Regions from separate parts of the Homo sapiens genome. Here region 1 is linked to region 2. A link is a loop called in an ENCODE intact Hi-C map of the cell type or tissue named here. Cell type or tissue: CD14-positive monocyte. All regions are shown on one strand. Links, peaks and the distances in the headings refer to the core of each region. The heading gives the core; the rest is flanking DNA. Region 1 has its middle 170 kb from the start of LINC02223. Region 2 overlaps BASP1 (brain abundant membrane attached signal protein 1).

Region 1 (17,042 bases), core at 6,040-8,539, 750 kb before region 2:
ACTTTGGGAGGCCAAGGTGGGGTAATTGCTTGAGCTCAGGAGTTTGAGATCAACCTGGGCAACATGGCAAAAGCTTGTCTCTACAAAACATACAAAAATTAGCCAGGCATGGTTGTGCACACCTGTAGTCTAGCTATTCAGGAGGCTGAGGTGAGAGGATGACTTGAGTTCAGGGGGCAGAGGTTGCAATGAACTGAGATCACACCACTGCACTCCAGCCTGGGTGACAGAGCAAGATCCTGTCAAAAAAAAAAAAATTAAAATTAAAAAAAGAAATCCTTGAATTTCGGGGTGAAAAGTCTTAAAGGATAGCAGATTTTAATCTTTTTTCCATTCTAAAAGTCTACATATCCCTACACATGTAGACTCAGGCAACAGGGTGAACACAGAATTCAGCCTGCGCACTTTGTTCCCCAAAGTAGCAAACAGATAAGAAGCAATTCTCACACACGTGGCATGGTGACAATGGCTGGGAAAGAAGTACTTTATCTTGAGAGCAGCTTGGAGTGGGGATACTCAGATAATGTTTCAGTGGAGGCTCCTTTAGACCAATTTCTGAGCCTTCAAAAGAAGAGCACAAGAATAAAGAAGAGAAATTGAGAAAGTGATGAAGTTCTAGAGCTATAACTGGACAGTGTAAAGAAAAATGTATTATGTTATTACAGAACCTTTTTCTTCCAGTCTGGTGTAGCCTTGGAAACAAAAACCTATTAAAGTGCATTCATTGATTTTTTAAATTATGAAATGAGGACGTTACTTTTAATGTCTAAAACACTAATTTTATTAAAGTTTAATTACTGTAGTGACTACTACAGCAGAATGTAGTTATAGGCAAAAATGTTGCCTACTCAGCAGGTGCTGTTTTCCGGGGGATGAAAAAAATCTCACACCTCAGTTGCTCTGAATAAATACTTCAGGGGTGCTACAGTGTCATCTTTTAGTGATTGATGCAATCAATGTTTCTTCCTAATGTTTCCAATTAAGATAAGTTGTCATCCAGATTTGTTTCAGCTTTTAATTAGCATGCCAGAGCTGTCTTTAGAGTAAAATTCTGAATGTATGTTTTTGAAGTAACTTTAAAAACTTAAGGTGTTTTACAAAGAAAGAAAATGTGGCATTTATTTTTAAATTATGACATAATGATATGAATAACTATTTACAGAGATGATATATAGAGAAGACTTAAAAATTTTTTTATTTCAATAGTTTTGGGGGAATAGGTGGTTTTTGGTTACATGAATAAGTTCTTCAGTGGTGATTTCTGAGATTTTGGTGCACCCGTTACCTGAGCAGTATATACTGTACCCAATGTGTCGTCTGTTATCGCTCACCCCACTCCCACCCTTTCCCCGGAGTCCCCAAAGTCCGTTGTATCATTCTTATGCCTTTGCATCCTTGTAGCTTAGCTCCCACTTATAAGTGAGAACATACAATATTTGGTTTTCCATTACTGAATAACTTCACTTATAATAATGGCCTCCAACTCCATCTAGGTTACTGCGAATGCCATTATTTTGTTTCTTTTTATAGTCAAGTAGTATTCCATGATGTATATATGTATATATTACATTTTCTTTATCCACTGATTGGTTGATGGCCATTTAAGCTGGTTGCATGTTTTTGCAATTGTGAATTGTGCTGCTATGAACAAGTGTGTGCAAGTGTCTTTTTTCACATAAGTGACTTACATAAGATACATTTCTATTCTACACATAAAATTACCTAATATCGGCTGGGTGCCATGGCTCACGCTTGTAATCCCAGCACTTTGGGAGGCCAAGGTGGGTGGATCACGAGATCAGAAGTTAGAGACCATCCTGGCCAACATGGTGAAACCCCGCCTCTACTAAAAATACAAAAATTAGCCGGGCATGGTGTCACACACCTGTAATCCTAGCTACTTGGGAGGCTGAGGTAGGAGAATTGCTTGACCCCAGGAGGAGGAGGTTGCAGTGAGCTGAGATGGTGCCACTGCACTCCAACCTGGGAAACAGAATGAGCCTCTGTCTAAAAATAAATAAATAAATAAATAAATAAATAAATAAATAGATAGATAAATAAAATACCTAATATTTTCATTAGAGCAAGAACACAATAAATCTAACCCTTAAAAGTTAATAATTAAAAAATCTGTTATTTTAGCTTTAGAGGTACATGTGAAGGTTTGTTACATAGGTAAACTCATGTCACAGAGATCTCTTGTACAGATTATTTTGTCACCCAGGTACGAAGCCCAGTACCCAATAGTTATCTTTTCTGCTCCTCTTCCTCCTCTCACCCTCCACTCTCAAGCAGGCCCCAGTGTCTATTGTTCCCTTCTTTGGTTCATGAATTCTCATCATTTAGCTCCCACTTATAAGTGAGAAAATATGGTATTGGTTTTCTGTTCCTGCATTATTTTGCTAAGGATAATAGCCTCCAGCTCCATCAATGTTCCCAAAAAAGACATAACTCTTGTTCTTTATTTGGCTGCATAGTATTCCATGGTGTATATGTACCATATTTTATTTTATGGGCATTTAGGTTGATTCCATGTCTTTGCTATCATGAATAGTGCTGCAGTGAACTTTCACATACATGTGTCTTTATGGTAGAATGACTTACATTCCTCTGGGTATGTACCTAGTAATGGAATTGCTGGGTGGAATGGTAGTTCTGCTTTTAGCTCTTTGAGGAATTACCATACTGTTTTCCACAATGGCTGAACTAATTTACACTCCCACCAACAGGGTATAAGAGTTCTCTTTTCTCTGCAACCTCAGCATCCGTTATTTTTTGACTTTTTAGTAGCCATTGTGACTGGTGTGAGATGGTATCTTGTTGTGGTTTTGATTTGCATTTCTCTAATGATCAGTGATACTGAGCTTTGTTTCATATGTTTGTTGGCCACATGTATGTCTTCTTTTTAAGAGTGTCTATTCATGTCCTTTGCCCACTTTTTAATGGGGTTGTTGGTTTTTCTCTTGTAAATTTGTTTATGTTCCTTATAGATGCTGAATATTAGACCTTTATCAGATGTGTCATTTGCAAATATTTTCTCCCATTTTGTAGGTTGTCTGTTTACTCTGTTGATAGTTTCCTTTGCTGTGCAGAAGCTCTTAAGTTTAATTAGATCCCATTTGTCAAGTTTTGCTTTTTTGTGATGGTTTTTCGTGTCTTTGTCATGACATCCTTTTCAGTACCTATACCCAAAAGTTATTCATTATGTAAGAGTTTACTAATATGTTTTCCTTGAATCCCCTAAAATAGGTTGCAAAGCTATATATATGAATACATTTTTCTCACGTAAAAGAATTTCAGTATTGCTGGTGATATTTGAGTCTTGAAGGTGTCTGCGACCTAAAGACAATTAGCATTTGCTAATAACAAAATGAGAAACTACTTTAAGTGTCATCTTTATTTATATCAATCAACATTTTGTGCCTTGGTGCTAAAAGGATCTGGAACATTACCTAAAACGTAAGTGTGACTTTAAATTTAAACCTATTCACTGGTCCCAATAATAAAATATATAATAATAACAGCAAATATTTTATAGCAACTACCATCTGCCAGACAAGGTCCTAAGTATTTCATACATAGAATCTCAGCTACCTGCTGCAATAACCTTATGGAGTAGGTGTATAATCATCATGCTTCTCAGATGAGGACATTAACATTTGAGTGGCTCGCCAAGATGAGGCAGCTAGCAGGTGTCACAGCAGTAGTGTTAGAGCCAGGAGTCAAATCCTTGCTCCAGAGGCTGCTTTGAACCAGCACATACAGTTGTCTTTTAAACTATGTATGCTTTCAAAAGTATTCCTTTCAAAAATTCATACTATGAAAAGTTTACTTTACATGTATTTTTAAAATCAATTTGGTCATCAGAATGCAATCTACCTGGGTTAATGTCATAACACGTATTATCACTTATACTGACAAGCATTCTCAGCTTCAGTAATCAACTCTGATGTTGTTGAAAAAAAATTAAATATATATTTATATTGATTTTTAAATATACCTCTGTTAGGAAAAAATGGAATGAAGTGATTCTTTATATGACTCTTCTACTTCTTTGCATTGTAGTATAGCCATAGGATAATCTGGATTGATCCTTTATTTTGGTAGTAAGTTGCACATTTGCAAACAAGGTAATAACTATGTAAAGTTCTCCTATAACTTTTTATATGTCTTTAAATTATTGTTGTTTTTCACTTGTTCTGTAAGAGCCACATTATTTAATTTCCCTTACATTTAGCTTAATAATGACTATATCCTTGAACTGATGATAATATTTTAGGGATAAGGCAGCTATTTTAGAGCTCCAAATGACATTATGTGCAATGAGAAAAGCTTTGGCCAATATTAATCTTCATAGGGCTGGGTATCCTTCTACAGTAGAAGCTGAAATATTCATTCCTCTATAAAAATTGTTTCATATGTTAAGTATCTACTTATACAACAGTAATATAGTATGTAGCTAAGAAATGCTTTCTGGTTCCTATACAAAAAGACTTAAAAGATTTTTACTTTAAATTTTTGTTGTCTGAAGGATAAGTTATAACATCTTGAGGATTTCTTTGTGTTTGAGACATCATAGAGAGCATTTCTTATCACTGAGCAATATTTTATAGAGCTTGAATTGATAGAGAATTTAGAATTTTGGTCTTAATTTTTTTTAATCACCATTTTAAGTGAGTTGAATAATGAGAAGACAGAATTTTTTTTCTTTTACTCAAAACTTTTTTTTTTAAGACATAGGGTCTTTTTCCTATCACCCAGGCTGGGCTGGAGTGCAGTGGCACAATCACAGCTCATTGCAGCCTCTAACTTCTGGGCTCAAGCCATCCTCCCATCTCGGCCTCCCAAAGTGCTAGCGTTACAGGTGTGAGCCACCACACCTGCCAAAAATCTCGTGAAGTAATGTTAAAGAAATCCTCACACAATCTAAAATACTGCAAAATTGTGGTGTTCTAATTTATAAAACTATAGAGGTTGAAACAAGAGGATGGACGAGACTATAGATTTTCTCAGGTAGACCAGGGTCTAGAAATCACAGATGTAGTCAGGGTCAGTGGCTCATGCCTGCAATCCCAGCACTTTGGGAGGCAGAGGCGGGTGGATCACAAGGTCAGGAGATTGAGACCATCCTAGCCAACATGGTGAAACCCCGTCTTTACTAAAAATACAAAAATTAGCCGGGCATGGTGGCGGGTGCCTGTAGTCCCAGCTACTCTAGAGGCTGAGGCAGGAGAATGGCGTGAACCCAGGAGGCAGAGGTCGCAGTGAGCCGAGATCGCGCCACAGCACTCCAGCCTGGCGACAGAGCGAGACTCCGTCTCAAAAATAAAAAATAAAAAAAAATTAAAAAAAAATAAACAGAAAAGAAAAAGAAATTACAGATGCTCCTCAATTTACAATGGGGTAATGGGGTAATGTCCTGATAAACCCATCATAAGTTGAAAATATCACGTTGGAAATGCATTTCACACCCTTAATCTACCAAATAGAAAAGCCTTAAACATATACAGAACAGTTATATTTAACCTACAGTTGGGCAAACTCTACTGGCCACATAGCCCACTGCAGAATATCAGTTGTTCTGGGAGTTGCAGGTTATCGCCGTGGCCCAGCATTATGAGAGTGTATCCTGTCACATGTTGCTCCCAGGAAAGGATCAAAATTCAAAACTTGAAGTACAGTTTCTACTGAAAGCATATTATTGTTGAATCATCATAAAAATCCTAAGTTGAAGTATCATAAATTGAGGACCTTCTGTAATGAAACTTTAAATGTGTGTAATTCTAATATATATCAAATTTTCAAATGAAAATAATAGCTATATACATGTGTATATTTTGTTAATTTATCAGAACCACTGACCTGGTCCAGTTTTTTCATTATATAAGAACACATACAATTCAAGAGAAGTTAAATGACTTTTCTCATAAGTAAAGAAGGACTGGATCTAAGACTAGTAGGTTTTTTTTTTTTCCAAATTTGCAGGTCTATCTGTATATCAGTAATTTCTCACTGTTACATTTTTAATTTCTATATATAATATTTGGACTTGCACTTTCTGCAGAATTCTGCAATTTGTTATGCTTGATCTCAAAATGATTTTAATCATAGTATTTTATGACCGAGTCTTTGACTTACTTTAAATATTTTTATCATGGAGAAAATAACCTAATTATATTGATTTTATAAAGTATCATTCATTTAGTTTTTCCTGGATGTCATACTTTAAAAGTAATAGGATAAAGTTTTATTTGGCATAGAACAAAATTGCCAATTTGAAAAGAGTATTAAAATCCTTTGACATTTTAAAATTTGAAATGATCCTGAAAATCAAAATTGCTTCTCGTAGTTTCGGCCAATATCAAGAGACTTCCTGGAGTGTGATGAAGTAGTTGTGTCATCTGAGTTTCACTTATTCATCTCATCTTATTTGATCTCACTATTGCTATAAACTTTAACCTCGAAAAATTCTCATCTATATCCACATAATTCTTATTCTTTTAAGTTTTATGCCACTTTACAGTACATGATAGCTTTAAGTGGGTTTTGATACATTAAGAGAGAGATAGTTAAGCCTGAAATGTGAAGGCTTCATCATAAAAGATTATTATCCTCAAGGTACTAAGGGAGAAATTGTTATATATTGTACTACTGTTGAGGGAGAACTCTAAATGTAGAGGACACTTTGAAAAACATCCCAAACTCCATCTCATGGTGCATGCAGCTCATCAGTAACTTGGCACTGACCCTTATCCCTTCTCAAGTCCTGCCTCTCCCATTTTCTTCATTTTACATTCTGTATTTCAGTCCATAGTTGTTGACAAAATTGATTTCACTTTTCTTACCATTAGCATGATACTGCACCTACCAAATGATTTTTTACTCTTCTATTTATATGCCAATCTTCTCATTAGACCTAATTTAAATTCAGAGACTAAATTGTGTTGTCTATTCCTTCCTGACCACATTCCAGGTTACAGGACGGTGACTGCCACACAGTAAGTGCTCATTAGTTAGAAACTGAGTGTCTTAGGAAGACTATAGTTAGAATTTTACCAGAATTCATACTATGAAAAGATTACTTGGATGAAGGGGTGAAAGAGGACAGGTTTTAGAAAATGAGAAAAAGTCTTGTTGTAGAAAATAATGTGTGTGTTATGCTTCAAATGACGAATAGGACGTTCGTGGAATAAAATGCTAGAAAATGGACTTAAAAGGAAATATTGAACAAAGATAAATAATCAAGAAAGCATGTATAAGAAAGAAGAATTACTCCTATCCAGCTAGAATAGCAGGAAGAAAGTGAAAGGCAAAAAGGTCAAGACTATACTTTAGAACACTCTGGGGTTTAAGAGTTAGGATTTATTTTGTAGGTAACGTAGTAATTGTATTTGGATATTGCATAAGCATAAATGAAAAACCATTGAAGAATTAGTCTACCATTTTTTTAAATGTAAAAGGAGGATAATTAAAACAGCATCTAACAGAATGCCTTGCATACAGTAGGAACTCAACGTATTTTTGTTGAACACTGAATGAATCAATGACCCGTATTTCAGAAAAAATAATTTTTGCCGAATGTGGAGTAAGGAGGAAAATTGAGAGGCTATTAACAATAGTTAACCTGGATTCCATCTTCATCCTAAAGAAGGTAATAGCAAAATGGACTATACACTTTTAGTAATCAGCATGAGTCAATTCCCATCAACAGAAGGTGTTATGAACTAAATGTGTACCCCCAAAATTCATATTGCTGAAGCCCTAACCCCCAGATGATCATATTAGAAAGTGGGGCCTTTGGCAGGTAATTAGGTTTAGATGAGGTCTTGGAAGTGTGGCCCTCATGATGTGATTAGTGTCCTTAGAACAAGAGGAAGAGACACCAGAACTTCTCCTTTAAACCACTTGAGGACACAGTGAGAAAGGCGCTATATACGCAAGTCAGCAAGACCTCACCAGACTTCGACCATGCTGGCACCCCGATCTCAAACTTCCCAGCATCCAGAACTGTTGTTTAAGCCACCTGGTCTATTTTGTTACAGCATCTTTCTATGGTCTGAATTTTGGTCACCCTCCCCCCAGAGTAAGCTTTTACCAGACACCAAATCTGCTAGTGCCTTGACCTTGAAATCCTCAACTTCCAGAACTGTGAGCAATACATTTCTGTTGCTTATAATGTACCCTATCTAAGGTATTTTTTATGGCAACCCAAAAGAACTAAGACACAGCTTAAACTAACTAAGACGCAAGGATTACTGGGCTTGCAAAAATGTGGAACAGGTATTAGCCATGAACATGCATAAAAATGTTCAGGCCTGTCTGGCCCATAAAATCTATATCACTTATGAATAGAAATGTATTTGATTGACTTGCTCCCTTTTCATCTTTTTGGATATGCAATGCTTACACATAAGAGGAATATAAATATTACATACTGTTTTTTGGTCTTTTTTAACTTCACTTCAGTTGTCTCTTCAATAGAATTTAGATACAATTTCAGTACAATCATTGTGTGTGTCCTTGACCAGCCATTCTATCATATCGATTTACTGGAAATAAGTTGCATTTATATTCTTTGTTATTTATGTTTGACACATTCCCAAGTTAGTTGGATTAGGAAAGAATTCACTTATCACTTCTGAGTTAATGAACTGGAGAAACATTTTTCTCTTTATGGTTTTAAGTCTTTCTGCCTAATTACTATTTTCCAATAAGCTAATTTGTATATGTGGCAACGTGATGATTAGGACTATACCTTTCTATATCTTTGTCCTTTATTTTTGCACGGAGGTCAATAATTCAGAAATATGATCTTTTTCTCAGACCTTCAAATTTCTCCCATGATAGGAATTTTTGCCTTTATTATTCATGTTGTATCTGTAGTCAGGTACAACTACAGATTGTAGTTGTAATAAATGAAAAAAAAGATTGTACAGAGATTCCTTATACTTATTCTACAGTTTCCCATAACTTAGTTCTCCTCATTCTTTATTGGGATGTGTGTAAGTTCAATAGTCTTCTTCCTTGGCTCCCTGTGCTCATTAGCTTTCATAACTGAGGCATAAGAATCAAGTAGACTATAGAGAGCATTGCCTCTGAAGCCAAATATTCTGGGTTACTATTTTGTTTCTGCTACTTTCTATGTCTAGAATGAAGCCATTTCTAGACCTCTTTGGAGCTAAGTTTCTTTACCTCTAAAAAGTGGATTACAATAGTACCCTTCTCATAGGGTTTTTGTGCAATTAAATGAGTTCCAATGTATGAAGCGCCAAGAACTATGCTCTGTGTTTACTATTAATGTGACTCTGAGATTTCTCTGTCATCAATGTTTTATCTCCTTTTTGTTCATTTTCTTAGATACTTCTTATACTTCTGTTCTTTCAGATTTAACTTTCATGCTAATAATTCTCAAAGCATTTTTCTAACTCCACCTCATAGGTTGGCTACAATCCATATTTCTACCTAGAATATCTTGACTGAATTCTGAAATTTAGTATGCTTACAGTTGGCAAATTATTCCTAACCCAAGTTATGAACCTTCCCTATTTCACTGTGTTACTACCACTAAGTGTTTGATTGCTAGTTTAGAAAGCTAAAGTTATCCCCTCATGTGTTATATCAAAATTATGTTTTCCCTTCCCTCAAAGATCCTCTTATGTTCTATTTTTATATTGCCTTTTAATTAATCTTATCCTCTTCTACTTACAACATTTTATGACTGAATTTGGGAAATAGCCTTCTAAAGTTTACCTTGTTTTCAATCATCTTTCTACTTTTTGTTACCTTTCGTAACATTATTAGGTAAATTATTCTATAAAATAATATTTATTTCATAACCTGGTTGACAATGTATAATAACTTATTACCATCTAATCCTAAACCTTAGTTTGCATTAAAAGCCTTTTCCTGATTAACCACGATTTATCTACCAGTTTTATTATCTTCTTTCACTGGTAAGATTGTTCCTTCATTGTTACATATGTTCTATGTTACCCAGAAAGCTTGTTACAATGCAAACCCTTGACCCTTCCTCAGAGATTCTTATCAGTATGTAGAGCAAAGGAACCTGCAGTTCCATCCATCAAAACAATTCACTCTGTAACAGGTGATCTATGAACCACAATTTGAGAAACTGGGATTCTGCTTTAAAGATTTTTTTTTTTTTTTGAGACGGAGTCTCACTCTGTCGCCCAGGCTGGAGTGCAGTGGCACGATCTCGGCTTACTGCAAGCTCTGCCTCCCGGGTTCATGGCATTCTCCTGCCTCAGCCTCCTGAGTAGCTGGGACTACAGGCGCCCGCCACCACACCCGGCTAATTTTTTGTATTTTTAGTAGAGACAGGGTTTCACCGTGTTACCCAGGATGGTCTCAATCTCCTAACCTCGTGATCTGCCCACCTCGGCCTCCCAAAGTGCTGGCATTACAGGCGTGAGCCACCGTGCCCAGGCTAAAGATTTTTTTTAATCCTGAAATATAATATTGCGAGAGAAATTCCACAAGTTAATAAGAATTTACTCAAGATAACAAAACTCAACATGGAATTATATGTAAGTATTGTGAAATTACAAATAAAAAACATGTTAAACATATAACATTTGCCATGCTGAAGAGAGATAGAATTGAAGTCGGAAGTCTTAATTCTGTCTTCACTAACTTTGTAAACATCACTAATCATTGAAACTCTCTAAGTTATAGTCTATTAAGTTAACAAATAATCCGCCTGCAACATGTAATTGTTAAGAAGATCATATGAGAAAAAAATATATAAAATTTTATCAAAATTGCAATTTGCAATAAAAGGAATTATTTTTATAATACTGGTGTTTTGAACCCCAAAGACTTTTTGGAGTTCAGATTATGAACTTCTAAGAAGTTTATATTGATTTTTATTCAAATACATATCATTATTTTAAAATACATAGTTAATAAGTCTAGCTTCTTATTTATATACTTGGAAACAAACTATAGGGAACATTAGAGCTACAAGGATTTTCATATTTCTAACTATTATGAAGAATTATAAGCTAAAACAATAATTAAACATCTTCTTTAACATTTACTGTCTATATTGAATTTTCATTATAAGGATGCCTGCTTATTTAGCAAAATGGACTATATACTTTGAACCAATCTGGTAAATACATCAGAAAATAACTTGGAATGCACAAATTTAATTTGTTCTTGGATAATTTTGTTTCCAATAAAAATAATTTGCATCAGACTTGACTGAGAAGTGAGATTATCTTACATTTAGAAGAAAATATTTAAGAAAGCCAAATCTTTTCTCCAACTAGACGTTGTTGTGGACTTTAGAAATCTGACTTCTGTGCCTGGAAACTTTAATAGAGTCTTAGAGTGTTGTTAAACTGAAACCTGAAATAGTGAATATTTATTATGCAACAGCCAGTTGTAAAACCTGCACTCCACTACCAGGTAAGTCAAGTATAAAAAGAAAAAGTAGCTCAAAGTAATTTGCAGATTCCTCAACTGTTCCTCCTAAAATTAATTTTAAAATATAATCACTTCATCAGTGTTATTTTTATCTTAAATTATTATGTTATTTTATCCTTAATAAAATAATCTCTAAATTATATTTATACTTAACTGCAAATAAAGAACTCCACAATAAGTTAATTTCCAGTTATAAAATTGTAAGCATTTTGTTTTCTTATGCAATATTTATTTATTTATTCAATATATAATGTATGATATATCCTTGGAGCCAAGTACCATTTTGGGTAGTAATAGCACATGTCCCAGCCTAGGAATCATTATATTCAAATAGGAAATAATTAATACTAGAAATGCTATTATTCTAATAAAATATTTAGTTTGAAGAATGTCAAATGCTATGAATATTTATAGCATTTTACTTACTTTAACATCCTTGGAATAGTATTCTTAATAAATCTTCATTTACCTCCTGTTTTTTGTCCTCAAAATCTTTTTCTTCATTTTTCTTCCCCCAACCTCAATACCACATACAGTTAAAACAAATCAGAAATGAAATGATTAACAGTAAATCCCCAGGCACTAACAAGGATGTGTTTTATGATGTTACACAGGAATTGTCATGCACCTAGAGCATTCTACAAGGAAAATATCAATCAAGCCTAAGATTATAAGCTATGTTTTCTACATTATTTAAAAATATATATATAAACATAAATATCAACTATTTAAAACACATTTAAATTAAGCTATTTAAAACACTATTTTTAAAATGGCACAGCTACAGAGAGGCAAGAATCATCAAAATCCATGTATTTATTTCATGAAAAGGCATAATCCATATAATATCTAAATACTATAGTTTCTCTAGAGATACATATAAATGTCTTAAATGTAATTCTGAGTGTCAAATATCCATAAAAGATTTGGCCCCAAGCATTTTATGAGACTGTGTAATTGAATGATATTGCAATAGTCCATAGCAATGAAAGAGAAATGAGTTATACCACAATTCACTTGAACTCTTTAGTTAGAAAGCATAACAATGTAAAATGATATTAGAAACTAAAACCACAATGATTGAAACCAAATTGTCATCTACTTTAAAAGTTAGAAGACATTATATGTATATGTTGTTTTCCCATGACCTCATGCTGTCCTCTGTTTGATTAAACATTGGCATTCTCTTTCTCATCAGCAGTAACATCAAGTAACTACATAGATTTTGTATGCATGAAGAGGCAGATAAAAATTGAGTGTAAAGATCAAGGTTATGACTGTGATACGACCAAAGGAAGGACAAAAGAAAAAACAGGAAATTTTGAATTCCATTATTAATGTATGACAGTTCTGATAAACATGGATTCCCTATAATTTTTTCAAGAAATCTAATTTTTCACACTTTCTTGGTGCCAGGAGAATCTCAACCCATTTAACCATGTTCAGGAAAGAGGCACACAGTAAAACTGTAATATCATGCTTTGGAAATTAAACTGTTTAAATGTGTACCTTTGTCTGATAACTTACCTGTTGTGTGATATTGAACAGTTTACTTAAACTCAAAGTACTAAATCTTCTTCACAGAGAAGAAGAAAATGAGGTATGTTGTATTTTTAGTCACCTTTATATCCAATGGATCTTTTAGTCACCCTCCCTTTGGAAAAACTGTACATTTCCAGCCTGTTGAACTCAGGCATGACTACGTGACCTTTTATGACCAACGAAATGTGTATGGAAATGGCATGTGTATCATTTTTAAATCAGAGGAGCAGTCCAAGGTTCTCAGGGGCTCTGCCCCTCTGCCACAATGTCTGGCCATGTCCTTCAAAAAACATGGAGTGAGCCTCAGTAAGCCCATCTTGGACCCACAGCATAAGGGAGAAACCTTTGTTGATAAGCCGCCGATATGTACCAGTTCTCTGTTAGCCTGGCTGAAGCTTAACCTAATTTTCCACAGTTGAGATGGGAGTATTCACTGGTGTTGATACCAAACCCTTATGAATGCAATAAAGAACTGGAAAGGGATTGACTATACAAAAGAGATAATAATGGAAAATGAATTGGTGGAAAAATCTTATTATTTGAATAACTATAATATATTGTTTCCATGCAATCAAGCATTGCATTAATAAAGTTTGCTTTTTATCTGTTTATCCATATTGTCGCTTATTCTTTTCTCATTATATATTTCCATCTTTTATGAGAAAAAGATGCCAAATCGCTTTTAGAAAAGAAAGAAATAAATGACAAGACCATTCTAAATGTTCTTCATCCTGTTTTAATGTTTTTTAAAGCTATTTTTAAAACATGGGAATGAATCTGTTACTCCATATAGCCAAGAAATCCGATAGCCACTGAAGAATCTAAAGCAATTTGTTATTTTAATTAAAGTCATTAAAATCATAGTTGTTAACTATATTAAATCTTTTATAGATTCTTTATAGAATCTTCATGGGGTAGAGGGAAAAATCATTGAATAAATAGTACTTTTGTCAAACATATACTAGGTACTAAAATCATTTAAATAATGTATGTTAATTTTATCTGTTCCTTTAAACTATATTTGGGGATTCTTGTGTAACAGTTCTACAAGAAATATATCCATTATCTATATTAATAACCAAGAAGTTTTGGGCAATGACTATGAGCCAGAATATTGGGGCCATACAGATACCAAATGCCTCTTAAATAGGATTCAAAGTCTCGACAGAAAAGAATAACAAACAGCCACTGATGCCCCAGATATCAGAGAAATTGGCTACAGAACATTTTTTATGCCAGTAAGTAGAAAGTCATATGTTTAAGAATGATAAGTGTGAAGAAGCAAAATGCCCCAGTGTCCTCATGGATCTTCACATTCATAATTCTTCCAGCATTTCGGATCAAGTCTTGCTAACCCAGTGCTTACTTTTGCTCCTACTAGTAACATGTAGTGCATTCAATTTCCTAAATACTGCTCCCCTTATATGCATGACTGGAAAAGAAAAGGGATAAATATAAAGCCTGTTAGAGAGACAATCAGAAATTCCAACTGGCTTGGAATAGGGAGGGCAAGTTTCTTACTGGAGCTTGAACACAGTGTCAAACTGGCAGAGCACAAATTGTAGAGATGAGCAGGGAACTGAAGTCAGAATGTCTGAGAAAGAAATCTGGATGGTTTGCTAACGGGGGCAATTGCAAATTGGAACCTGAGAGAAATAAACTAAACTTAGGGAATTCGAGTCAAAGGGATAAACACAGAGCACAATGTGGTAGACTAGTCATGACTGATCAAAACGAGGTTTTATCTGCCTACTTTGGGTAATATCTGAAATGAAAGAAAACTTCATATTAAAGGAGCCAGAGAGTGAAATGTTATCATTCCCAGTATAAGCCTTCCCTAGCTCCAGCAGAATACCATTTCATCTTATCTACCTGGTCTTTTACTCCTCTTTTTCATTTTACACTTTTAAATCACATTGTAGATAAACTCACCTTTTTCTTTCTCCTGTATTCTTGACCAAACTTAGCCTAGCCTTGAGGAAACAGAATGCCATTCCCTCCAATGCTCTCCTAAGGAAGATCTGCTGTGTTGTTGGCTTCAGTGGCAGAAAGGTAAGTAGGGCCACTACTTCCCAATGATAGTCCCCTCAATGCTGACTAATATGGTTAGGCTTTGTATCCTCACTCAAATGTCATCTTGAATTGTAATCACTAGATGTTGAGGGAGACTGGTGGGAAGTGGTTGGATTATGGGGGCAGTTTCCCCCATGCTGTTCTTGTCATAGTGGGTGAATTCTCATGACATCTGATGATTTTATAAATGGTAGTTTTTTTTTTCCTGTGTTCTCATGCACTCCTTCTCTCCTGCCTCCTTGTGAAGAAGGACGTGTTTGCTTACCCTTCTGTAATGATTATAAGTTTCCTGAGACGTCCCCAGGCATGCAGGACTGTGAGTCAATTAAACGTCTTTCCTTTATAAATTACCCAGTCTCAGGCATTTCTTTATAGCAGTGTGAAAATGGACTAAAACACTGACCCATTTGTTTCCTTTTTTCTGGTCCCAGTGGATTCAAATAAGGTATGTGTATTGGACATCATTAAAAGTGTGATGATTCAGAAAAGAAAATACAGGATGTTACTGGATCCTTTACCAAATATATTTTTACCCAATCTAGGAGATTTAAAATGTTGGCCCTTGAATAGTGTCATTTCAGCTGAGAGGTAAAGGATGAGGAGGAGTAGGATAGGAGAATAGAAAAAAAAAGAAGAAGAAAAATTAGAGGGAACAGCAGTGTTTTCTAATATCTTTGTAGTCTCTCACTTTTGAAAAGAATTATAAAATGAAGGATTGCCAACTATCTCAGGAAAGCTATTTAATAAATGATAATGCCCAAACCTGACAAATGACCTACGAAGAGGCTTTTCACATGAAAGGTAGAGAAGAAGACTAATGAGGAGGGTAAGGGACAAAGAGAACACAGAGACTGTGTAGGGAAGAGAAAACTTAAAAACTACAACAACAATAAAGGATCATGAATACTCTTAGAGAGACAAGATACTGAAACCATTTTAAAAAGAAAAGCATTCCATGAAAAGGAACATTCAGACAACAGATGATCACAGCAGCGGGAAAAAAAAAAAGAAGAAAAAAAAAAAACCCTGCAGGTTTGGGAGGTGTAATGGGAAATATAAAGGCCCCTAAATATGTCCAAGTTCTAATCTCTGGAACCTAAGAGTTTATTAGGTTACATGGCAAAGAGGAATTAAAGTTACAGAGAGAATTAAAATTGCTAATAAATTGACCTTAAAATAGGTAGAGCAGCCTGGATTATCCAGGTGTGCCCAATGTAATGACAAGGTTCTTAAATGTGGAAGAGGGAGTTCCAGTGGCCAATGTGAAAATGAGTCAATGGGTCATTGCTAGCTTTAAAGATGGAAGGGAGGTATAAACCAAGAATACAAGCAGGAAGCCTCTAGAAACTGTAAAAAGCAAAAAGATGAATTCTCCTTTGGAGCCTGCCGTAGGGCCTCCAAAAAGGGATGCAGCCCTACTGATGATGGTGGTGGGAGGGAAACAGGTTCCTAGGAGGGGAAGGGCAGATCCATGATGAGGTCTGACCTTCAAGCCAGGAGTGGCCTGAAACCTAGGGGGTTGGTTGCCATTTCTGGGTGGAGTTTGCAACCCAGAGTGAGAACTTCCTTGATGCCTCTCAGACAATTGGATGGTTGTGATGGTTAATACTGAGTGTCAACTTGACTGGATTGAAGGATGCAAAGTATTGATCCTGGGCGTGTCTGTGAGGGTGTTGCCAAAGAAGTTTAATATTTGAGTCAGTGGGCTGGGAAAGGTAGACACACCCTTAATCTGGGTGGGCACCATCTAATCATCTGCCAGCACGGCTAGAATATAAAGCAGGCAGAAAAACGTGAAAAGACTAGACTGGCCTAGCCTCCCAGCCTACATCTTTCTCCTGGGCTGGATGCTTACTGCCTTCAAACATTGGATTCCAAGTTCTTCAGTTTGGGACCTGAACTGGCTTTCCTTGATCCTCAGACTGCAGACAGCCTACTGTGGAACCTAGTGATCATGTGAGTTAATACTTAATAAA
Region 2 (17,042 bases), core at 13,107-15,606:
TAGTGAATAGGGAGAATTTCCACATTTGCCAAGGCTTTCTTTACGAAAGAGCTGGGCCGGGTGCAGTGGCTCACACCTGTAATCCCCGCACTTTGGGAGGCTGAGGCGGGCGGATCACAAGGTCAGGAGATCGAGACCATCCTGGCTAACATGGTGAAACCCCGTCTCTACTGAAAATACAAAAAATTAGCCAGATATGGTGGCGGGCACCTGTAGTCCCAGCTACTCAGGAGGCTGAGGCAGGAGAATCACTTGAACCCGGGAGGCAGAGGTTGCAGTGAGCTGAGATCATGCCACTGCACTCCAGCCTGGGTGACAGAGCGAGACTCCATCTCAAAAAAGAAAAAAAAAACAGCTGAAGACAGGATGTAAGATTTAGTCAAGTGTTGATTGATATCAAGTAAGGAAGGGAATTGTGTGGTTTTATTCCCCAGCTATTGGATGAACTAAACTGAGCTGACTTCTTACAGGGCTAACATGAGCAAGCACTGAACCAACTGTCCTTTCCTACCCGTTGATCAGACAGCTGGGAAGTCCTCTTGAAGGGAAAGATATTAAAATTTACTGAAGATAACCAAAGTTGAACGGAAAACAGATGATTAATAACTGACACTCAAAAAGAACATTCCACACATTCTTTGAAAACGCATGGAGTCATATCAATATTTAAATACAGTTCACTATGAGTCATGTTTAAATAGTCATATAATTGATGCCATACATCAGATATTTATCAGAAAGCATGAACCATTCGTGGTGCTGGAAAAGAAGATGACAAACTAGGGAAGAGATGGCAGGAGATGAAGGGGAAAAGTAGGTCAGGTTCAGATTTGGAATGAATGCGGTGATGCCTCAGTACATTCAGATGAGACTATCTGGGGATCAGGCGAGCATTTTTATCCCAGCTTCCATGGTTTCCACAGAGCACTTGCATCAAATGCTAGACACACAATACTAAAGGTTTCTCCTCACTGTTCTGAAGCTTGACGTTAGTCTCCATTAACACTTAACTACAGGTTTCATCAAATAGACGTCAAATTATTTCCAAGATAAACATCAGTAGGTGTTAGTTGAAAGGGAGGGGAGGGAGACTCAGCTTCTTCTGTTTCTTTTAAGTTTTATTTTGGTTTCGATAAAAAAAAAACTCAGATAGCCAGCTACGTAGAATGAATTGACTGAACAGTGACCACTTTTCCTGCATAAGACAGCTGAGATGAGGAAGACAACCAAATGAATCTGGAAGATTTCAAAGAAAATGTCCAGTGCTGTACTGAAAAAAAGAGGGTAGTTTAAATAGAAAAAATATATTAATAGAAAGGCACCGAGACAAACAAGTCACAAACCAAATAAAGTGTCAATAGGAGTGCCAATCAAACTGTGTATATCCATCCAAAAGAGAGAAGGCCACTGAGAACAAGAATCCCCCAAATAAGCATTTATGTAATTAAACAGCCTCTTAACATACGTTGTGTTTCATACATGCTTGGCGAACACTGAGAACTACAGGTAATCTTACTTTAGAAAGCAATGTCAGGGGGCCGGACACAGTGGCTCATGCCTGTAATCCCAGCACTTTGGGAGGCCGACGTGGGTGGATCACTTGAGGTGAGGAATTCAAGACAAGCCTGGCCAACATGGTGAAACACTGTCTCTACTAAAAATTCAAAAATTAGCCAGGCATGGTGGTGCATGCCTGTAGTCCCAGCTACTCGGGAGGTGGAGGCAGGAGATTCACTTGAACCCAAGAGGTGGAGGTTACAGTGAGCCACTGCACTACAGCCTGAGTGGCAGAGCGAGACTCCATCACGGAAAAAAAAAAAAAAAAGCAATGTCAGGGGACACTCACCTAGCAAGAACCAGATTATAGAACCTGTTTAAGCATCTTATTTCCAGAGACCTGTAATGTGTGCAAGCTCAACTATAGATTTAGGCAATTTTCTTTCTTCAAAATGAGCCATACCGAAGTCACTAATGTTAAGAACAGGTTCTCAGTCTGTGCTTTAATCCAGAAAAGCATTCTGGGTGAGCTCAGTGAGAGTTCTTTGGGTCCTTCATTAGATAGCCTTATCACCTTTCTTTCTTTTTTTTGTTTTGTTTTGTTTTGAGACGGAGTCTCGCTGTGTCGCCCAGGCTGGAGTGCAGTGGTGCGATCTCGGCTCACTGCAAGCTCCGCCTCCCGGGTTCACGCCATTCTCCTGCCTCAGCCTCCCAAGTAGCTGGGACTACAGGCGCCCACCACCACGCCCAGCTAATTTTTTGTATTTTTAGTAGAGACAGGTTTTCACGTGTTAGCCAGGATGGTCTGGATCTCCTAACCTCGTGATCCGCCCACCTCGACCTCCCAAAGTGCTGCAATTACAGGCGTGAGCCACCATGCCCAGCCACCTTATCACCTTTCTTTACAATACCTCCATCAAGAATTCTTGGTTGTTTACTACCCGGTGGGCTGGTAGATTTCATTAGCTTTCAAAGTATACAGAAAAATCTCAGCTTTTGAAAATTCCAGAGGAATGACACAGTAGCGCAAGCAGCTTTTTAAATATACAGAATTTTGTTTTATTTACATCGACTGCCTATTAAGAATTTTTTTCTGAAGATTAGAAGATACCAAGAAAAGTACTAAAAACATTTTTTTCCCTTAAGATATGGGTCTAGTTAAGAGTGCATTGCTCACCATATTTGAACCACTCAGCTTTCAGATATCAGGGTCTTCATATCTTTAATTCCTATTATTAAAATATTTCTGGGTTTTTATTTCCAACAATAACATGAAAAATAAACTCTTAGGACCTGCTCTCAGGATATATTCAGTAGCCATCTAACTACACAGGAGAGGATATGAACAAACAGTGAACATTTTATCAATCAGGAAACTAGCTCTCGGCCGAGCGCGGTGGCTCACGCCTGTAATCCCAGCACTTTGGGAGGCAGAGGCAGGCGGATCACCTAAGGTCAGGAGTTTGAGACCAGCCTGACCAACAAGGCGAAACCCCGTCTCTACTAAAAATACAAAAAATTAGCCAGGCATGGTGGCAGGTGCCTGTAATCCCAGCTACTCCAGAGGCTGAGGCAGGAGAATTGCTTGAACCCGGGAGGCAGAGGCCACAGTGAGCCGAGATCACGCCATTACACTCCAGCCTGGGCAACAAGAGTGAAACTCCATCCCAAAAAAAAGAAAAGAAACTCGCTCTCTGGATAACCTGCCCAAGATCCCTACAAATGTAAATACTGGTTTAAATACGTGTAATAAGAAATCATTTTTGCTTTTCTCCCCCAAGGTAGAATAGTCTTAAAGACTAAACGCAAGGGTGGGGGTGTCCAATCTTTTGGCTTCCCTGGGCCACACTGGAAGAATTGTCTTGGGCCACACATAAAATACGCTAACAATAGCTAATGAGCTAAAAAAGAAAAAAAAAAGTCTCATGTTTTAAGAAAGTTTGCAAACTGGTGTTGGGCCACATTCAAAGCAGTCCTGGGCAGAGAACTGGACAAGCTTGGACTAAAGCAGTGATTCATAAAGAGCAATTACTCTGGGCCAAGTAGTGTCTGAAGGTCTAGGAAAACAAAAATCAGGCAGAGTTCCTACATCCAAGGAATCTCCCTGTGGGGTCATGGGAAACAATCATCAATTTCAGATGGTGGTTAGTATAAATCAAGCTGGAGGATGAAGGCTGGAGGAATGATAAAATACTAGTTACCAATCCTGTCTTTCATTTGTTGACAGATTTCATTTTAAAAAACATCATGGTCAAGAGTCCCAGCTACCTTGGTAAGCTATTTGCAACTCAGGAGTCAAGAGAAAGGAGCACTTTTGAGCAAAAGTAACGTCGACATCTGAATAGGGATGTAAGGAAATGTAATTCATATGAAAAAACATAAAGAGCAGGCCAGGCGTGGTGGCTCACGCCTGTAATCCTAGCACTTTGGGAGGCCGAGGTGGGCTGATCATGAGGTCATGAGATCGAGACCATCCTGGCTAACACGGTGAAACCCCGTCTCTACTAAAAATACAAAAAAAATTAGCCCGGCCTGGTGGCGGGCACCTGTAATCCCAGCTACTCGGGAGGCTGAGGCAGGAGAATGGCGTGAACCTGGGAGATGAAGCTTTCAGTGAGCCAAGATCGCACCACTGCACTCCAGCCTGGGTGACAGAGTGAGACTCAGTCTCAAAAAAAAAAAAAAGAAAAACATAAATAGCAGACGGGAGCAACAGCAATTCTTCCTGTTTCTCAAGCTGAGTGGCCCATCTTAATGCAGTTAGCCTGTCAGGTGAGAGCCCCAGCAGAAGACACTTCCCCAAGGAGTCTGACAGTAACTACAAACACTGTGTTCAAGAGCTAAAGCATATTCTTACTGTGTTTTAAGAACTAGCTACTCTTGGAAATCTTTTCCTTCAGTTTCTAATCCCCAAATGCCTGCTTTTTAATGGAAATTTAAGATGTGTAAATCTCTTTTCTATCTAGTGATTAAGACCTTTAAACTAAATGTAATCGATGCTGAATTCTTCCATATTCTCTACAGTGATATTCACATAAAACTCTTTAAATAATAGCCAATTGAATATCTCACTGGAATATCTCACATGGCTTAGTCAGGCAAAAGAGGTGGATCTAGGGACAGATTGAAGAAAAAGAATATAATTGATCGGAGTAGTAAACTTAATGACTATCTGCTGTTTATATCTCTACCCCATGTATCTACGGACCAACATTTGCTTCGCTGTAATTACTGATTTCCTTGTTTGCCTTCACCCACTGTAAGCTACTTAAAGGAGATGCGTCTCCCAACTCCATCAATAAACAAACATCAATTCTGCAATATTTTAGTGTGGTTTGTATGTTCCCACGTCACATTCACATGGTAGAAAAACCTCATGTCAGCTGTTCATTTGTATACAAAAAAACAAGTTTGCAACATATTCTTGGCATTTTGAAATCACTTGAACCACTTTTAGGAAGTTTTATCTGAGAACTACATGAACAAATGCCACTGATGTTTCATTTAAAGAACAAATTCATCACAAAAGCAATTATTTGTACCTTTTAACTATATAATTTTTTTTTTTACTTACGGCTTCAAATGTGTAAGTGTATATCTTGCTCATCCAATCCAATAACATATTTATAGAGCAGGAATAGAATAATCTTCATACAGTTGAAGTATGATGTGTGCCTACAATAGCAGAAGACTGAGATACACACAGACATTTCCTGAAGTCGAGAAATGGTAGACTCTAAACATCTACCAATCACTCCTTGGGCTTGTTTGTATTTTCCAGTATTGTTTTTTGTTTGTTTTGTTTGTTTGTTTGTTTTTGAGACTGAGTCTCACTCTGTCGTGCAGGCTGGAGTGCAGTGGCGCGATCTCAACTCACTACAACCTCCACCTCCTGGGTTGAAGCAATTCTACTGCCTCAGCCTCCCCAGTAGCTGAGACAACAGGCGTGTGCCACCACGCCCAGCTAATTTTTTTGTATTTTTAGTAGAGATGGGGTTTCACTATGTTAGCCAGGCTGGTATAGAACTCCTGAACTCAGGCAATCTGTCCGCCTCGGCCTCCCAAAGTGCTGGCATTACAGGCGTGAGCCACTGCGCCCGGCCTGTATTTTCCAGTTTTGAAACCAAAATGACACCATCACCATCACTAGCAAATCATATCAGAATGTTGAAAAAAAAAAAACAAAGAAAAGAAAATATCATCTACTTGGAAACACACATCAAAAGGCGTATCAGTCACCTAATTACTCATCTGTGTCATAAATTGCTCCTCAACCATCGATACCATGTCATTCCAGCTAAGTACACAACCCACAAGATGAGCCAAGGCTTCCAAACAAAACATACAGTAGGTCTGTGAGAAACCAGGAGGCAGTATGGTGCACTAGAGACTCGAAACATTAAGATAAAAAATTAATTGCAAACTGCCCTTCCCATTCTACTACCTGATTTAAATAACACTGACATGGCCTTCTGGACTAGATGACCCACAGCCAGCTCCTTCAGATCTTACCCAGGGAGTATCAGCTGTATGTTAGGGGAGGAACACAAAGAAGGGGAAGGAGATATAGGAGTTTCAGCTGAAGAGGATGCCACTGGCCAATTCATGAGCTGAATTCATTTAAAATGAGACAATCTTCAGACCAAGTATTGATTTAATAAAGTGCCAAGTGTTTATGGCATAGATTATAGAGATGGTATGAGAATATCTTATATTTCAACCCAGCTCACAGGTATAGACAATAAAGACGCCTACCATCACCTCAACTACAACTATAGTTTTAATATGCAAACCAGAAGCCTATGAAAATAAAAATTTTGCAAATAAAGGATCAACATCCAGAAATGTTTTGGAATGAGTAAATTGTATTGCTAGAACTAGACATGCTTACTGGAATCTTGCATTATTATTTAACTACAGATTACTTTAGAAATCAATTTCATACCATTGTGAAAAGCTACAAACTTTTTTATTTAATAAGAATTCCATCAATAAGAATCAGCAAAAGAAAACTAGACATTGATCTGATGAGAGATCTCAAGATGGACACAAAAATATTTCTAATAATCCTAGTTAAAACTAAGTCCGATGGCTGTCTCATGTCTCAGAAATGAGACAGCAGAAGGTGAATGTTGACCATCTAAGAGGTATGTGACATGGAAGAGGAGGGGGAGTAAATCACAAATGATGTCTTAGTTGTGCCCCACCTCCTCCTCCAAAAAAAAAAGAAAAAGAAAAATCCACGGTGATGTTTGCCAAAGGTTCGTTACAAGCTGGTTCCTGGATGTGAAAGTAAAGGACAGCGTTCTGAAATGTGCCTTATTTGCACAGCATGATGTCACATGACCATGAAACATGCCCTTCCACGTATCCAGCCCTTTACTGGACCACAGGTTCGGTTAGGTGCTAGAAACTGACATCCAAAGATGAACAAAGCAAGGTCCTAACCTCGTAGAACTCACGATGCAGAGTAAGTAGTCACAGCGCAGAATTAGAGCTAAATTCGTTTTTACTTCATTAGGTTTATAATTGACTAATGTGTAAAGATTTCAAGCCACCTGCTTTTCTAGGGACCTGATGTTCGCAGCTTCACAAAGGCTGTTACTAAAATGCATTCAGTTAAGTTGTTCAATAATGATTGATCCAAAGCAGACCAAAAGCATTCAATAACCTGGAAGGACAGACGAGGAGTGTAACCACAATCATCCTCAGCTTTCACTCATCGTGTTGTGTTTCTGAAAGGTTCCCACAATGTAATACTATTTGTCTCCCTCAAATAATACACAGCTTCATTTTTCATTTCGGACTCTACCTTGGGAGGACACTCAGATGCATGAGCCATCAGTACTCATTACTTGTAATGTCTCAGGGCTTTAGAACAACTACTGCTAAGGTTATTGCCTGGAAACAGAATAATTACTGTAATTGGAGTTCATCAGCTATTCATCTTCATAGTAAGCACAACTGATGAGGTGAAATTTTGGCCCATTTATGGAAGTCATCTCAGCTGCCAAAGGCGATGTTCAGAAGACACGTGCTCTCCATGAACATAATGTACTGTAGACAACCTTCAACACTGAACAGACATGGGGTGCTTGGTATGGATCAGAAATTGTTATAGGGCACTGTTATGGGTCCACAAAACAGACACATCCCTGCCTCCTGGATGTTTTAATCTAGAGGAGCAGAGACGTTACATAATCTCATCAATTCTGGCAAATGCAGGGACAAAAATGCCCAGTGCCAGGAGGTGTGGGAACATCTTTGCAAGAGTGACATTTAAGCTGAGATCTGAACTAGGAGTAACTTCAACAGTGGGGAAAAGAATATTCCAGGCAGAAAAAGCAGTAGGCATGAGCTTGGAGCCCTGGGAGACCTGGGAGCCTGTTGGTATGGCTGAAGAGGGTGGGTGAGAGAGTGTGTAGGAACGGAGGTAAGAGACGAAAATAGAAGGTGAACATGCTGAGAGCCGGTGTTTTATTCCAGGTTTAATGGAGAGTTAGGCCTAAAATCTTAAGCAGAGGAATGTCATGCTTGGATTTAGGAGAGTATTAGGGCAGTGATCCAGGAGAGAATAGAAGCTTCCACTAGATTAATGGCTTCAAGTAGAGGGAAATGGACATATGTGAGTTTCACTACCCAGGAAGGAGGCCATATGGGGAATTCCAGGAGACAAGCCTAGTTTTCTGGCATGATTGGAAGAAGGTGCTATCTACCAGGAAAGTGAGTGCTAAAGGTCCTCACTGACATTGCATTGAAAATAGACACTGCATAAATTTTAAGAGTTAAAATTTTTAAATTCTACAATAACTTACATCCTATGTTTTATGTAGAAAACAATTCAGTGAAAGTTGTTATAAAAGACATTAAACAGCATCGTTTCAATTATTTTTAAGACCAGTGGTTTGTTTATCTAGTGTAGTAAAATTAAATTGTTAATTCTCAATTTCACTGGGGATTCATGAGGCAATATTTGTATTGCCAGAGTTAACGTAATGTGACCTTAAATTTGAGCCAGGAAAGCAATAACTGAATTACTTGACAGGGTACGCCTAAAAGTCGTAAACTGTTTTAAAAAGACCCTCTCGGGCTGGGCGCAGTGGCCTGTAATCCCAGCACTTTGGGAGGCCAAGGCGGGTGGATCATTTGAGGTCAGGAGTTGGAGACCAGCCTGGCCAACATGACGAAACCCCATCTCCCCTAAAACAAAAGACAAAAATTAGCCAGGCATGGTGGCACACACCTGTAATCCCACCTACTTGGGAGGCTGAGGCAGGAGAATCGCTTGAACTCGGGAGGCGGAGGTTGCAGTGAGATGAGATCACACCACTGCAGCCTGCATCACAGAGCGAGCCCCTGTCTCAAAAAATAAAATAAAATGAAATAATAATAAAAAGGACCCTCTCAAAAGGGTTAAGTGTAGACTTACCCACACCCACACTTGTTGAGAATGCCCCTCAAAAGAATCCCTGTAAGTATCACTACTTGTTTTATTGCTTGGAAAGGCCCCAAAATTCATTAGCCTTGGTTTCTATAGTCATGGAGGATTTCCATGATTCCCGACACACACTTCCCTTTCCTCGGTGTCCCACTGATTCATAAACTTTCTGTCAAAACCCCCACCACTCTTCCTGCACTTGCTTCTATTCAAGCCCCTGCCTTCTGTCTTCAACCCCAAGTCTCTATCCAGTAAAATCTGTTCCACCGTTAAGAGTCTGTCTAATGAATCCCTAAAAGAAAGCACAGATGCTAGAATAGGATTTTAAAGTGGCCTAGGCATCTGGTCAACTCTTCTGTCTAGAACAAGAAGGGCTCTCTACCATTGCCACTCTGGGTAGGAGATTTTAAAATGAGCTTCCCCAGGATCATTCCATTCTGATTTAGAAAACTCAAGTCTGGGCCAGGTGCGGTAGCTCATGCCTGTAATCCCAGCACTTTGGAGTTCAAGACCAGCCTGGCCAAGATGGTGAAACCCTATCTCTACTAAAAATACAAAAAAATTAGCTGGGCGTGGTGGCACACGCCTATAATCCCAGCTACTTGGGAGGCTGAGGCAGAGAACTGCTTGAACCCGGGAGGCAGAGGTTGCAGTGAGCCAAGATAGTGCCACTGCACTCCAGCCTGGGTGACAGAGCAAGACTCCATCAAAAAAAAAAAAAAAAAAACCCAATCCTACCAACATGTTGATCTTGGACTTCCAGCCTGCAGAACTATGAAAAAATATATTTTTGTTAAGTTATCCCATCTGTTATTTTGTTATGGCAGCCTGAGTAGACACAGGAGGAGAGCATTGGTGCCTCTCCAACTTGTGTTAATGCGGGTGCATCTTCCCAGCCTCTCCCAGACTTCCCTTCCTCTTCTCCTGCTCTGGGCTTTCGTCCCCTGAACACAAAGTGAGGAGGGAACAGAGGGGCTCAGAAACAATAGGTCATTGACTGCTGACCTAGAACAATGCAGTTTTGCTTCCTGTATTGTACTTACCAAAAATTCTGCCCACATAAGGGGAATTTGAACACTTCTTGGAGCAGAAACCAAGGGCTTTCTTTCCCCTCCCCTCAGCCAGGAGCAAGGCTGCACAATTACTATGCTCAAACGTCCCCAAGTACAGCCATTTCTTCCTTTTCGGAAGGGTTTTCAAACCTTATTTAACAAGACATGCCACTGCTCACAGGTGCCTTTTCCTCTCTCAAGCCTGGAACTGTGTAATTAGCTAGGGAAGTAGTTAAATGTGTTATCAGAATCAGATTTAAGTGGAAATGTGTCCCCAGCCAGTTAAACCTCACACTAACCACAGTGCACGTTAGTGTCCTCAAACATTTGATTCTATCTGTGGATGCTTTCTCTACCTGGTAAACTATGCAAACAACTGCTAACAGGTCAGGGCTTGCTGGTTTGCCACGCTGTGTGATATCCTAAGAGTTTTGTTTTTTTTTTAATAGGTATACATCTCTGAATTCTCACCCCCTTCCAACAGGAAGCACACTCAACTCAAAACTGGCTTGGGTTTCTTCCACTCCCCTTAGAAACAGCAGTAACATTTTTTGCAGCATTACATCATTCTGGACTTCTTTGCCCTTTTTCTGAGATTCCTGGCTAGCTCACTGAAGAAAAGACAAAGAATCCCGCTTTAGTCGTATGCTTAGCCAATGCGGATCAATACAGAAATGAGACTCACAGGTAGGAACTACGGATCTAAAGAAAGCAAGTTAAAGGAATAGTGTTTGTACGTGTGTCCCAATCTGCCAACTGGTCCCTCTATCCATCACTTCCTTCTCCCCTTAACGTGGCAGTATTTGTTGCTGGAAACAAGGATATGGTCAAAGAATACATTGCTAGTCACAGCATTAAATTTCAACAAGGTGATTTGATTTAAGCAAGAAGGGCTAATTAACACGGGTTTGGGGTGAGGTGGAGAGATATGAAGCTTGTTGGCTTTTAAATTCACTTCTTTGTTAAATTCACTTTTAAGTTAAATTCCCTGCATTTAAGAGTTAGTTAAGTTAAACATAACAACTTAGAAATATTCATAGGACTCCTTTCCCATTAAGAATTCATTTCATTTAACACTACAGTTCTTACCGTAGTGGAACCATGTTACCATTCCATTGGATAGTTACCTCTCTCTGCATTGTGGTCAGTTGAGTTCTCTTACGATGACCCCCTGTACCTGTCCACCCAGAAAACTTTGGTACAGATGAAATCAAAGCCCAGGCTCTCTGTCTGGATGGCAGAAATAAATCCAGTTACAATAGAAAAGTAGAGGTGAATGGAATAAGCCACTTATGTCCTGTTTTTGTCTCTTCTACCAATGAAAGGATAACCAAACCTTCAATGAGACTTTCCATCAGTCAATCATCGGGTCAGATGAGGAAAACTAGTAACATGCAGCTGTGAGTCAGAAAAAGAAACACATACCTGGGAAGCATTATCAATCTTGTCTTAACAACCTTCTGGAGAACATTGGTACAAACACTTGTTACTATCTGCCTGAAAACCAAACATTTGAAAATTCTGGAACCAGGTTTCTAAAGTCCAGTTGGGTGAGCCTTGGGAAATATGAGCTTGGGTTCTCAACAACAGATCACCAGGGCTACTGAGCAAAACCCAGTGCCACAATAAACCTCCTGTCAATAGGGTGGCATTCACCCTGTTTACCTGAGGTTGGGTGATTATGAGAAGCCTTTGGAGGCACTGTCATCACCAATTGTTAATCGAGATTCTTTCTTCCTTAGAAAAATGAGTTATTGGCCGGGCATGGTGGCTCACGCCTGTAATCCCAGCACTTTGGGAGGCCAAGGAGAGCAGATCACTTGAGGTTAGGAGTTTGTGACCAGCCTGGCCAATATAGTGAAACCCCATCTCTACTAAAAAATACAAAAAAATTAGCCGGGCATAGTGGCGGCACCTGTAGGCCCAGCTACTTTGGAGGCTGGGGCAAAAGAATTGCTTGAACCTGGGAGGCGGAGGTTGCAGTGAGCCGAGATCGTGCCACTGCACTCCAGCCTGGGCGACACGGCGAGACTCTGTCAAAAAAAATATTGTATATATATATATATATAAAAATTAGTCAAGCTTGGTGGCGTACACCTGTAGTCCCAGCTACTAGGGAGGCTGAGGCACGAGAATTGCTTGAACCCAGGAGGCAGAGGTTGTGGTGAGCAGAAATTGCGCCACTGCACTCCAGCCTGGGCGACAGAGTGAGACTGTCTAAAAAGAAAAAAGGACGGGTGCGGTGGCTCACACCTGTAATCCTAGCACTTTGGGAGGCCAAGACAGGTGGATCACGAAGTCAGGAGTTCAAGACCAGCCTGACCAACATGGTGAAACCTTGTCTCTACTAAAAATACGAAAAAATTAGCTGGGCATGGTGGCGGGTGCCAGTAATCCCAGCTACTCGGGAGGCTGAGGCAGGAGAATCGCTTGAACCCAGGAGGCTGAGGTTGCAGTGAGCTGAGATTGCGCCACTGCACTCCAGCCTGGGCGACAGAGCAAAACGAAAAAAAGAAAAAAAAAAAAAAGAAAAATGAGTTATTCAGAGAAGATTCCAGGACACTTTATCTAATCACAGTAATAATGGCTATAGTAAATACCCAGGTGATCATCTAACCTCACCCTGCCTTCTGGGTGCATTGCAGAATTAAGGAGTGGGAAGTCACTCCAGAACTCTCTGCCTGTCCATCTAAAGTCAATCTGATTTCTCTACATTTTCCTTTTCTCCAATCATCTTACACCTAAGGCAAATACAGACACTGTGATCCTCTAATGAAATAGCTGAGAACATTAGTAAGGGTTAAAGACAGCAAATATTCCTACAGCCTCTACAGTTTCCAAGGCAAGCTCAGAGAAGGACAGGAGACCATCCTATGAAGACCCAATAACTCCGAGGAAACCTTTCTTCTCTGTCTCTTTAAGAAACAGCTAGTTCTCTCTGTCAGTGGATACTGTTTTCCCCCTTTTGATACACTATTTCCCCCATTAGATCTTGTTACTATTTACCTTGGTTATTGTATTAGTCTACGTGGTAATGGTGTTTTGAATAGACTGTCAAAGGAAAAATGAAGTGGGTCTTTTCAAAGTCACTTTGCCATGCAATTCAGGAAATTTGTAATTTAGAAAGCTCAACCAGGAAAAGTTTTTATCTAACAGCTATTTCTTCATAAACTTAAAAAAGAAGTATTTTTCTCTAATAGAACCACAGCTTTTCTTTAAAAAGACAAAGAAGTTTTAATTTTGGTTTATTTTAGGAATATATCCATTTCTGAATCTACGTAAGTGTAATAATTAAAAGCATTATGAAAATAAAAGTTACCTATTAATTGTGGGTTTCTCTGGAAAATGTAAATTCAAACCTGCTCTTATTGACCTCAATATGTCATTTTAAATGTGAAATTAAAATTGTGTCTCATCAAAAACTAAACTTATCACAGATTATCCAAACACAAATGCACACAGTTTACATTTACCAACATCAGTTTCAAACATCCCAATAGTATGCTTTAGAAAGTGTTTTAGCATCTTAAGCACTTATGTTCCATATTTTAAGGACTACTTCAGAATCTAACAGATTTTTTAAATCCTCTAAATCACCCCAAATACTATAAATGGTAATTTTAAATAAAAAAGATTAAACATCCCGTTGTATGCAGCTCTCAAACCAATAAGCCAGATAACGCTAGAAATCGGCATAAAAGCTCTCCATCCACCACCTGCCACGACAACGTGCACACTGGATCTGCCAAGAGGGCCCCGAGCATTTCAGGGGTGGGTGGGATGCCTGACTGCTCCGCTTGCTCTATAGCCCCCAAATAAGTCTAAAGCCAGCTGGCGTTCTTTTCAAACACATACCCACCATCGCCAGCTTCCCAGCCCCCAACCACTGTGCATTTTGGGAGAAAAACAAGGATTTAACTTAAATTTTAGAAAAACTAAAGTTTAGTTTTATGAAGAAAGTTATTTCAGTGCATGCCATATACTTTTTGGCATATAAAGGAAACCACGTGCACATAATGTAAGAAGCAGAAAGGAGTAAGTTGAGGGGAAGATGGCCTGTGGATGAAGTGGCAGCAGGTAGTGACTGCACCGTCCCCCTGGGGCATGTGTGGTGTATTAAAAGGCCGAAGAGGTCTCCTCTGGGGGAGATCATGAGACGGATATAGGATCCAGACTGGTTTTTTTTTTAATGGTTCTAGGGTACAAAAAAAAATGGTAGAAAAAAAAGTTTTACGTTGCAGACAGTGAGTAAGAGTGACTCAATTAGACATTCTCTGCTTCTCTCTCAGAAGAGAGGGGCAGCAGGAGTGAGGCTTTATGGGGAAATAACCTGGGTTTCCACGCAGCCCATAAGCAGCTCGTGGGACTCTGAGCAACCCACTAACTTCTCTAAGATTATTTTGAGTTCCAAAATGAGTGTTTAGTCATGAGCTTTTAAACCTTCTGCTCCAAGGAAAGTACTTACAAAGGACTGAGGTTTCGATAGTGGTTAAAAGCAGCCACTGGCTTTCTGTAAGTGGATCCTGCGTGGACGCGGAACAAAACAGATTGACCAATTTAGGCAGGACTTGGTTTATTTCTAATCAGGCAACACTAACTACACAGTGGCAGACGGTCTGCTAGAGCCTGGTCCATATCTCAGAGCAAAATTGCAGATAAGTAAGACATTTGGGGTTATGACTTCCATCTGCAATGTCCAAGGAGAAACGTGAAAGTATCAACCAAATCCACATTTATAGTCCTCAGTAAGAGCAACCACAATCATCATACTAGAAAGGAATGACTTAAGGTATTAGTCTCCATTCACTATGACAAGAAGCACCTCTAATCTACAAGCAATTTAACGTAATACTGATGAAATATTAGAAGTATACACTGGATCTCTTCCATAAATAATTTTTCATTGAAGAAGTTAGTATCGCTCTCTCTAAATTAATACTGAAGATGTCAATATGTGAAAAGGCTACCCATTTTATTCAAGAGCCCCCCTTCCCCTTTTTTCCCCCCCTGAAGAGTCCATATTACCTAAGATAAAATGGCCAAGGCTTAGGAGAAGTACAGTGTAGCTCCATCTACACGGATTGAAATCCTAGGAAACTTTTTAAAAGACATAACCACTATATCTAAAATCCCCTTCCTTACAGTGAACACCTGACAGATAGAGTAAAATATATGACTTCCCTCCAGAATCCGTAAGATACAAAAACCTGTTTAAGGAAGCTGTTAAACAACAATTTACCCAAAATGAGAGTGAATTCACCTTTGCTCAACAACAAAGTGTCCAGAAGGACAAAAGCAAATCCTTGGGCATATCCCTGAAGTAAATGTCTGAAATGTTAAGACCAGTTCCAGAATTGATCCACCCCAAATAGCTGAAATTCCAAAGACTTTTTTGTTTTGTTGTTCAGAGTTCCTGATTTCTAAGGTCCCCACGGGGATAATTCCTTCCAAAGATTTGTCAATAGATCACAACATCTTTACATTCCTACATAATACAACTTTCAGTTTTACTCCAGGTATGGAGGCGGTGGGCATCTGATGCCTGTTTGGCAGGGGCAGGGTGGAGGTAGTGGGAATAATATGGAATGTAAAATACCTAAGTTGGCTTATCAACCTTAGTACTAATGACTTAGACTTCTTTCAAATGCTAATGATACATCTGATTCAAGACACAACAAAGCTAAGGATTTTCAGGAATCTGAATGAGTTACATCTACACCCAAGGTCATACAGCTAATCAGGGTGAGTCCAGGTCTCAACATATCAAAGCAGTAATCCTGTCTCTGAAGTTCCAAGGACTTTCATTTTTTTCCTTCAATTAAAAAAAGTACAAATTCAGTATGGAGGCTGGGTTGTATTAACCTACCCACTTTTGAAACTTAGTCCACATGAACTACTGACGTATTTAGCGTATTCTTAACCACACCTGGAGGAGTTTTCTAAACCGCAGACTTCTATATTCTACCTACTGAGCAAGGCACCACCATTGGCCTGTCTTGCAATAATGGTCTCTTTGAAACAAACATATGAGTAGCTATAGATGAAGGATGCAGTAAAGAAAACTGATATTCACACTCCTTTAAAAAGATGCACTGAATATAAGGAGGCATTGTCCTAAGTGCATGACAATTTTGTTTAATACTTACAGTAACCATGTATCACAATTCCCATTTTCTAAATAAAATTGAGGCACAGAGAAGGTAAGCAATTTACCAAAGATCATACAACCAGTAAATGGCTGAGAGAAGATTCGAACCTGGTGCTGTGGCTCCAAAGTCCATCCCCACCATGCCTAACCCTCCAAATCATGCTTTCTAAATATTATACTCCCTACACAATGTACAAATTGCTGAAATATCTACTTCAAACAGAAGTTCAAAACACAAACCAATGAAGTCCAGTCCTGCCTCCTTCAAAACGAACCAAAAAAAAAAAGAGTTTATAAAATGCTTAAGTGATAAGGGGAAAATATTGTGTAAATGCTTTGCTTTCTCCACTGCACACCATTTTCCTATATTATCCTGAAGTGTTTCCTTATGCCCTGGGCCCCTGTGGTGCTTGCAGATGGTTTCTATTTCTAAATCTCTAAAGCTTTCAGGAATGTATTCCTAGACTTCCAAGCCTGCTCAATCACCACCTCTCAGCACTGACGGCCTTGTTGAGTCAAAAAATCTCAGCTTTCCCTATTTTTGTTCAAAAATGTACTGAGTATGGAAAGTCTGTAAAACATTAAGAAATAATTTTTTATGTTATTTAAATCCTTAGGGTGCAGAAGAAAAACACACTATTTCATTCTCTCTGCCTCCCATTTCATCCCATTTCTGACTTCTAGAGGGAAAAGGAGAATGCTGTTTTAATCACACTGCTTCCTTCTTAGGCTTGTGGCTCCTCAAAATTACAATTGAACTATATTCTGGTGAGAAATGGACTCTGTATGGTTGATTTTTACTCTTGAGAGCATTTACCAGACATCTGTTCTCATGTGACACTTACCTAGACGTCTGCCTCAAAGGCTGTGGCTGGAAAGGCGTTTCACAAAAGCCTTCCTTTGGCAG

Evidence for each region. Peaks named below come from ENCODE experiments on the same cell type or tissue, not always from the same donor. Only the 100,000 strongest peaks of a DNase experiment are listed, where the experiment ranks them.
Region 1: a loop joins it to region 2, with 10 times the contacts of the local background. A loop is called at or near these places in 1 of 110 quality-filtered maps.

The regions. Positions count from the first base shown.
Region 1 is chr5:17,967,818-17,984,859 of GRCh38, reverse strand. No RefSeq gene overlaps it. Among named protein-coding and RNA genes, the nearest start is that of LINC02223, 170 kb to the right of the region's middle. In CD14-positive monocyte, for the core only: no CTCF peak of the experiment used is centred there; no DNase peak of the experiment used is centred there.
Region 2 is chr5:17,222,405-17,239,446 of GRCh38, reverse strand. The region is part of intron 1 of BASP1 (brain abundant membrane attached signal protein 1); the gene reads right to left. Among named protein-coding and RNA genes, the nearest start is that of BASP1, 13 kb to the right of the region's middle. RefSeq lists enhancers at 10,167-10,246, 11,367-11,867. In CD14-positive monocyte, for the core only: no CTCF peak of the experiment used is centred there; a DNase peak (open chromatin) is centred at 14,316; H3K27ac peaks cover 923 bases.